3 separate regions of the Homo sapiens genome follow, and all the other regions are linked to region 3. The links are chromatin contacts, found by Hi-C or POLR2A ChIA-PET in ENCODE. All regions are on one chromosome and are shown on one strand. The core of a region is the stretch at or near the end of the contact, and the rest is flanking DNA. Distances in the headings are between cores, read along the strand shown. Region 1 overlaps PIP4K2A (phosphatidylinositol-5-phosphate 4-kinase type 2 alpha). Region 2 overlaps PIP4K2A (phosphatidylinositol-5-phosphate 4-kinase type 2 alpha). Region 3 has its middle 28 kb from the start of PIP4K2A.

Region 1 (2,700 bases), core at 85-2,584, 76 kb before region 3:
AATCCTATTACATATATTTCTCTGAATGTGCCTTTTCCTAAACTACATCATACAGATCCCTCCTACACAACTGGTCTAGCTCACTTTTAATTATATTACTTCAGAGAGTGAACGCACTATAATTTATTTAGCTGTTCCACTACTGAAGGTCATTCACTTTGTTTCCATTGTATCTTTTGAGACAGGGTCTCACTCTGTCACCCGTGCTGGAGTACAGTGGCACTATCATGGCTCATTGCAGCCTCAACCTCCTGGGCTCAAGAGATCCTCCTGCCTCAGCCTCCCAAGTAGTTGAAACTACAGAGGTGCACCACCACACCTGGCTTTTTTTTTTTTTTTTTTTTTTAAGAAAAAAGTAATGGTGTCTCACTATGTTGCCCACACTGGTCTCAAACTCTTGGGCTCAAGCAATCCTCCCACCTTGGCCTCCCAAAGTGCTGGGATTACAGATGTGAGACCACTGCACCTGGCCTGTTTCCAATGTTTAGATGCAATATACTATGATGCTATAAATATATTTATATATATAGACATACACATATATATACATACACACACAGACACATACATATATATACATATATATACACACACACAGTTTTACTAATCAGTACTTTTAGTTCTATGGGATAGATTATCAGAAGTGGGACTGTGAGATCAAAGGCCATATATATTAATTTTGATTACTATTTTCAGATGGCTTTCCAGGAATGCTATATAAACATACAACATTCTCTACAATGTCTGAAATAGGTTTCTAATAAACTTGACCAAGGAAAGGTTGCCTTGCCACCTATCTTTAGGAAAAAATCTAATACAACACATTTTAATTATTTTCCCCTAACTCCAATAAGTTTTGATGCTACTTTCATTACTCTCCTTGTTTCCCAATAATGCTTTTACCAATATTACATAGGGAAACACAGAAAAGAATACATTACACAAATTCTTCCACCATGAATTTCAAAATAAATATCTGAGAAATGTTGAGAGCTACAATGCCTTTAAAGTATATTGTATAACTTACTGATTATCAACCAGTTTTTATGATGGCCATCTAAACTCCAGGGGGAGAAAAACGTACCCTCATATAAAAGTCACGGGAGAAACCATGACCTTTCAATGCTCTTTTCCCAATCTACCAAAGAAAAGGAACAGCTTTTTATGCAGCAGGAAGGCATTAATTTAGGAAGCCTGTTTTGAAAAATTATCGATCCCAAAAGATATTATCAAATACTTAAGTAGAACCAAGGAACAGCTCTAAAATTCTACTCAGAAGGCAATTCCAAACACCCAGGCTAACACAGCCCCTGTGTCAACATCCTGCAGCTGGCTTATCATCAAATGCTTTCTTCAGCCTGCACAAACCCCAACTGCGGTTCTTCTTAAGTTCTCCCTGCACTGTTTCCGGCACCTACATTTCTTTTTTTCTTTCTGCAGGCTTCATCTGAAACAGCACTCTCCCAGTAGTCACTTGCATTTGATAAGCCCTACTACCCCTTTGCTCCCCGAACGTACATTTTCCCATTACATTTGTAGAAAGTTTTTAATAGTCCTATACCGATAGGAATAATATACCAATATAGCATCAGAACAACCAACATCCACATCTCTGCAAGAAAGTTAATCATTGGCCGATGCCATTCTATGAGGCACATGTAAAAAGGGCAGGTGAATCTATTCACTACCTGCTTAATAACAATCACTTTCCAATTAATATTAATAACTATAGCAAATAACATGGAAAGAAAAAAATACCCACATTTCCAACTCACAGACTATAACTTTGTAAAAATAATAATGTGTTGACTGGCACAGAAGTCCTTCATCAGAGTCAGAAAAATATTTGCCCTGATCATGTAAAATGCCTTATTTTGCCAGGTGAAAGTGGGTACTAACGGTTTCACATGATGCTTAAAAGAGCAAGATCTTGATCAAGTAGCAAGGAAATTAAAATAACTAGTGTTCAATTATATTCCACAAACTAGCTTTAAATTAATTTAGTTTCTCAAGTGGAAAAAAGAAAGCAACCACAGAGTTTTGATGTGTGTATTCAAACAGAGCACGTTAAGTCTTGAAATATTACATAATTTTTTATGAATACCAAATTAGAATTATGGTAGCAAACACCTTAAGATTTCACTCTAAGTCCTTTGGCTTTGAATGTGTTGCTTTCATCCAAAAGATTAAAGTGGGAAAGTAATATCTATGTGGTTTTACTCATTCTTCAACAAACTGAAGATCACTTATAAAATCGATAATCGTAAAAACAAATTTAGCACCTAACAAATGACGTGCTTCTCATGTCACATTCCATGAGATACACATTTATACACCAAGACATTAATCTGGGAGGTTATAAAATTAAAATTCTCTTAGAAAATGAATCCTTTGCCTTTATTTTTTAACTAGAAAATAGATGTCTTCCAGCTTTTCCCAGAAACTAATACTTGTAAAAAGAGGATTTTGAAAAAAACTTTGTAACAATTTTAAAAGTCCTCCAAAAAGTTTTAGAAGTAAATAATACTTTCATGATTGAAAGGACTCTTAGCCACAGAAAATCCTGAAGTTTTCAGTGAACTTCTGTGTGTGTGTGTGTGTGTGTGTGTGTGTGTGTGTGTGTGTGTGTGTGTGTAGAGAGGGGGAGGGAGGGAGACAGAGAGACAGAGAGAGAGACAGACAGAAAGACAGACAGAGTCT
Region 2 (2,700 bases), core at 62-2,561, 110 kb before region 3:
TTATCTGCCTTACAGCAGTGACCCAACCGTTCTGTTTTTAGACATTAGCAAATATATGATTATCAGCAAAACTTCAGAATGAGCCACAAAGGGTAACAAACTCAAAAACTTGAGCAACAGCAGAATTCATATTCTGTTAAGTTTTGGTTTCAAAATCCCCAACAGTCCTCTAAAGCTGGGACAGGATATGCAAATTGCAGGGATGACTCACCATCTATCAATTACTACAACATACTTGGGTTCTGGGTCCTCTCACCTTCCATCATCATCCACCCAATTAAGCCAGCAGACTCAGGCAAGGTTTGACACATCAATTCTCTTATTCTTCTTACAAGACTAAATACTAATGGACAGGAACATGGCAACAGGGACAAGAGAGTAGGTAGGAACTAAAATGACAGCTTCTCGCGATCAGGAGCCAAGTCATGCACCCTGCCCAGAAAGCAGCACAACAGGCCACACACGGTATACTAACACACCACAGGATACGACGTTCAGTTTTACTTTGTATTGATGGTCAATACAGAGTTTCTTTGCTTTAGCAATAATCCCTCTTCCAAATATTTTTTAATAACCTTTTTGTAAATAGTGATAATAACAGACTGTAACTGTCATGGGCTCAATGTTTTTGTCTCCCCCAAATTCCTACAATGCAACCCTAACCTCGAGTGTGACTTTGTTTGGAGATGGGGCCCTTAGGAGGTATTTAAGGCTAAATGAGTTCATCAGGGTGGGCCCTGATCTGATGGAATTAATGTCCTTTTAAGTACAGACACCAAAGAGCTCAATGCCCCCATCCCCAGCCCAGGCCCACCATGTGAGGACAGGGGCAGAAGGTGGTCATCTGCAGGCCAGAAAGAGACCCCTCACCAGAAACCGAACCCTGTCAGAACCCTGATCTTGAACTTTCCAGCTTCCAGAACTGGGAGATAATAAGTATCTGTTATTTAAGCCGTCCAACTGATGGCATTTTGGTGGTGGGTCTAAGCAGACTAATACAGTAGCCATAGAATAAGAATCTATGATTTCACGTTCTATGGAAGAAGAGGAAACTCTTCCTTACAGTACAATTTCAACTATGTAGAAGGAATAATGAAAATTAAAAAATCAGCAATTTGCAAATACCACAGTAATAACTGTTACACATTAAGAATCAGCAATAAATGTTCAATTTTTTTGAGCAAAAGTATGCTGAGAAACAGGATATTTACACAATCTCTAAGTATCTCCCACAACATACTTAAGAACAAAGGGAAACAACAGTGACTTAACAGTGGAGAGAGCTGACACTGACATCACCGTAACCAACTGACCAGAGTCAACAGCTTCAGTGATGAGATCAGTGGACATCACGCGCCTTCTGATACGTGCGCTGAGATGGACACAACACTAACGCTCTGGTATTCTCGTGAAAACTGCATAATGAATGTAATCATTAGGAAGCAAGCTCTCGGTGAGAGCCATTCTACAAAATAACCAGTCTTCATGAAAAGTGTAAAGGTCATGATAGACAAAGACAGGAAATAGTCCAGATTAAAGGAGACTAAGAGACATGACAACCAAATGCATCAGGTGATCCTGGACAAGAAAGAAAACAAAAGTGGAATGAGTGCGGAAATGTAAATAAGAGCTTTCTATTATTACGCAGTCATCTTGTATCAGTGTTAGTTTCCTCATATTCATAACTGTACTATTTGTTATATAAGATGTTAGCATCTGGGTGAAGGCCATATGGGAGTTCTTTGTATTATTTTTGCTACATTTTTATGTCTGAAATTGTTTCAAAATGAAAATAAAAACAAACATTAAAATGGTATTTTTAGTATAGTATGTACAACATTGTTTTTCTCCCTAATAATCTGCACCATCCTTACTAAAGTTGACAAGTTGGTGTTAGCTGGATTTGTCATTTTTATGCCACAAAATGCACCTTACATACAATTAATTGGAGTATTTCTCTCACACCCCACTGGGATAAGCAATGTCATCTGCTCTATTCCATGTGCAAGAAGCATGACCTCCGGTGTAGGCCACCAGGCACACTCATATCCCTGGCACCTAGCTCAGTGCCCCTTCATTGTTATTTTTTAATTTTACTCCATGACCTGCTGAACCAGCTAAGAATCTCTAGAGCTTATTTTGAAATAAAAATTATGGGGAAAAAAGGTAGGGGGAAATAGGACATAATATATTCTTGACTCTCTTACATTATCAAATTTGATGGATAATTTCCAATCAAAAGAAAAAAATATCTTACTTGTAGGAAGCGGTTGAGTTTCATATTTTGTTTTATATTCTTTGGTTTTCTATTTGTATGGCCCCTTTTCATCCTCAACATTCATCATTTCAAAAAATGGCCCATAACAATACATCACTAAGGCTAACTTTTATTTAAGGCTTAGTATACATCGGGTATCTGCTAACCACCCCAATAGCCTCCCATGTAACCACCTTAACCCTGTGAAATGGGCACAACTATTACACAGCCCCCCTCTTTACAGTAGGAAAGCAGAGGCTGAGTTAAGTGATGGCTCAAGGTCACAGAGACCTTTGCATGGCGCAGGGGATTCAGATCTGGGCAACACAGCTCCAGAACCTGGGCTCTTGGCCATGGCTCTCAACTGCCTCTTGTTTTATAAACACATAAATAAATGAAAGGGACATAATTTTTTAAAAGAAAAAGAAAAACCTGCTCAACTA
Region 3 (2,700 bases), core at 145-2,644:
TAAATTTACAGATTCTCTTTTAAGGAATACACCTATGGTAAAAAAAAAAAAGGGTATATATCAAAATAGAACTATCAAACCTTTAGCTAGAGTCTCAATTAATAAAAATTATAGAAAAAAATTACCTATATCTACCTGGTTATAGGCAGAAGTCAGACTAGTTCACTGCATTTCCTATTTTGTTACAGTTCATTTCTAATTAAAAATATAATAAAATGAAATGACGGATCTGAAATCCTTTTAATAAAATAGTTGTTTAAAAGACTAAGAAGAGAGAAACTGGCAAACAATTGTGCTCATGATTAGCTCAACATTAGAAAACTACAAAGGGGTCGGGTGCGGTGACTCATGCCTGTAATTCCAGCACTTTGGGAGGCTGAGGTTGGTGGATCATTTGAGGTCAGGAGGTTGAGACCAGCCTGACCAACATGGTGAAACCCCATCTCTACTAAAAATACAAAAAAATTAGCTAGGCATGGTGGCACACGCCTGTAATCTCAGCTACTTGGGAGGCTGAGGCTGGACAATCTCTTGAGCCCAGGAGGTGGAGGTTACAGTGAGCCGGGATTGTGCCACTGCACTCCAGCCTGGGCAACAGAGCAAGACTCCATCTCAAAACAAAACAAAACAAAACAAAACCAAAAAAAAAAAAAAAAACTACAGAGGAAGAGAAAGGCATCCTTAACATTTGGTACATAGAGTATTTTCTTGCTTAATTTTTCCTCCCTTTTGAATGCTTTTATGTATAATTCTCTGAAAGACAGAAGCCAGAGGTAATTCTAAACATGTTTTAGTTGATCAGCTCAATAATCAACATTTATTTAGCAAATGAATGAATTTGTTCCAGGTTTGGCAGCAACATTTTCAGTTGGTAATAGGGATCTTGCATGTCCCATTTGCTTAATTAGCTATTCTAGCCTTTAAAAAAATTGGGGTTAACGTTTCATTTTAGTTAAGTAGAATACGGGAATAAATTAGACTTAACCTATACTGGTATTCTTTACTGATATGAGTGGCAATAAAAATTACCAAAATAACCAATTCCACATATGCATAGAAATGAGAGGCCAAATAGCATTGTGGGAAGAGGACAAGAATCTGAATGGGGCTTAAAAATCATTCAAAGTAGAAATTCAAATACAAAATGGACACTGTGTCTGGATTTTTAGCCTTATAAATTGCCTTCCTGAAACTTATGCCATATTAACTTTAAGAATTTTAAGACATACACACATCATTACAAATAATCCTTTGAGGAAAAGTAATTCATAACACTCACAGCATATGTCATTTTGAATTGAGTGTTTCTTGTGTCTTATCTTTTGACCTGTTAGCTATGTTTGGTGTTGGGGGTTACTTCCTCCTTCTTGAAACTCTTCCCTCCTCTAATTCTAAGACTGGCTCTTTCTTACTTCTGCTTTCATTCCTCTGGGTAGTCCTCACTGCCCCTTGCCCTACTTGTTCCTCTTGCCTCTTAAATGTGATTCTCTTTCAGCTTCCATCTTTAGCCTTCTCTTCTTACTCTGCCCACTCTCATCTACTTCTATGGTTGAGATTGCTCTTAAGCATATACTCGGTGAACTCCCAACTCTACATGTTTCATAGGGTTTAGATCTGTGTCCCCACCCAAATCTCATGTTGAATTGTAATCCCTAATGTTGGAAGTAGGACCTGGTGAAAAGTGATTGGATCATGGGGTCAGAGTTCTCATGAATGGTTTGGCACTATCCCCCCTTGGTACTGTATAGTCAGTGAGTTCTCATGACATCTAGTTGTGTAGTGTGTAGCAGCTCCCACCACCCAGCTTTCTCCTGCTCCAGCCACAAGACATGCCAACTACCCCTTTGCCTTCTCCCATGATTGGAAGTTTCCTGAAGCCTCCCCAGAAGCCAAGCAGATGCCACCATGCTTCCTATACAGCCTGAGGAACTGTGAACTAATTAAGTCTCTTTTTTTTATACATTACCCAGTCTCAGGTATTTCTTTATAGCAATGTGAGAACTAAGACCTCCTTGTCAAATCTCCAGCTCTTTTCCAAGTGTTAGATTCATGAATGTTCCTCAAACTCAACAAATCTACAATGAAACGCATTATTTTTTTCTAATAACCTGATGATTTTTTTTTTAATTTTGCTTTCATGGGTCTCAATTCCTGAGAAGACCCCACACGAGTCTCTGTATTTTAAGTCCTAAAGCTACTTTCCAGCCCCCAGTGGCCAACCCATGCAGTTTTTTCCTTGCCACAGGTCCCAAAGAGGCAATGATCATCACTTTATCCCTTGGGGTTTCTGCTGTGCACAGGACTCAATATCCTCTCGCTGCCTCATCCCAAAAAGCAAAAGGTCTTCTTTTTTTACTTTCTTAATTAAAGCATTGTATCAGGGAACAGAAAGTATATTCTCAAAATAACACAATGGGAAGTGAAATCATTCTTTAACAAATATTCGTGGATTACTACTTACTCTGTGCCAGGTGCTGGAAAAGGGGACATTGGCCTTTAGTTGACCTCTAAGTCTTGGGGGAAGAGGTGTATGGAAGGGAGGATTTGAGCTTAAGCAAATAATCACAGAAACACACATGACATTCCAACTGCACCAAGGGCCATGAAGAAGTGGTTCACAGAGTGAGTCCATAATGGGCATAATGGGGCAATGTAGTCTAGGCAAGTAGCTTGTGAGAGGCTTCTCTGAGGTATCTTATC

Evidence for each region. A loop is a pair of places that touch in the nucleus more often than their neighbours do. ChIA-PET counts read pairs that join two places held with the same protein, here RNA polymerase II (POLR2A). Pooled maps may share reads with other maps.
Region 1: a pooled map shows a loop between it and region 3 (1.8-fold over the local background). The contact joins two enhancer-like sites. A Hi-C loop is called at or near these places in 1 of 50 pooled maps. POLR2A ChIA-PET finds 5 or more read pairs at or near these places in 4 of 52 experiments (MCF 10A, WTC11, activated B cell and 1 more).
Region 2: a pooled map shows a loop between it and region 3 (2.6-fold over the local background). The contact joins two enhancer-like sites. A Hi-C loop is called at or near these places in 2 of 50 pooled maps. POLR2A ChIA-PET finds 5 or more read pairs at or near these places in 5 of 52 experiments (CD4-positive, alpha-beta T cell, GM12878, PC-9 and 1 more).

The regions. Positions count from the first base shown.
Region 1 is chr10:22,665,282-22,667,981 of GRCh38, forward strand. All of the region lies in intron 1 of PIP4K2A (phosphatidylinositol-5-phosphate 4-kinase type 2 alpha), which reads right to left. Among named protein-coding and RNA genes, the nearest start is that of PIP4K2A, 48 kb to the right of the region's middle. Within about 2 kb of position 1,335, at least 5 of the 41 ENCODE cell types and tissues checked have a DNase peak (open chromatin) inside an H3K27ac peak, as active enhancers do.
Region 2 is chr10:22,630,605-22,633,304 of GRCh38, forward strand. All of the region lies in intron 1 of PIP4K2A (phosphatidylinositol-5-phosphate 4-kinase type 2 alpha), which reads right to left. Among named protein-coding and RNA genes, the nearest start is that of PIP4K2A, 83 kb to the right of the region's middle. Within about 2 kb of position 1,312, at least 6 of the 41 ENCODE cell types and tissues checked have a DNase peak (open chromatin) inside an H3K27ac peak, as active enhancers do.
Region 3 is chr10:22,741,502-22,744,201 of GRCh38, forward strand. No RefSeq gene overlaps it. Among named protein-coding and RNA genes, the nearest start is that of PIP4K2A, 28 kb to the left of the region's middle. Within about 2 kb of position 1,395, at least 2 of the 41 ENCODE cell types and tissues checked have a DNase peak (open chromatin) inside an H3K27ac peak, as active enhancers do.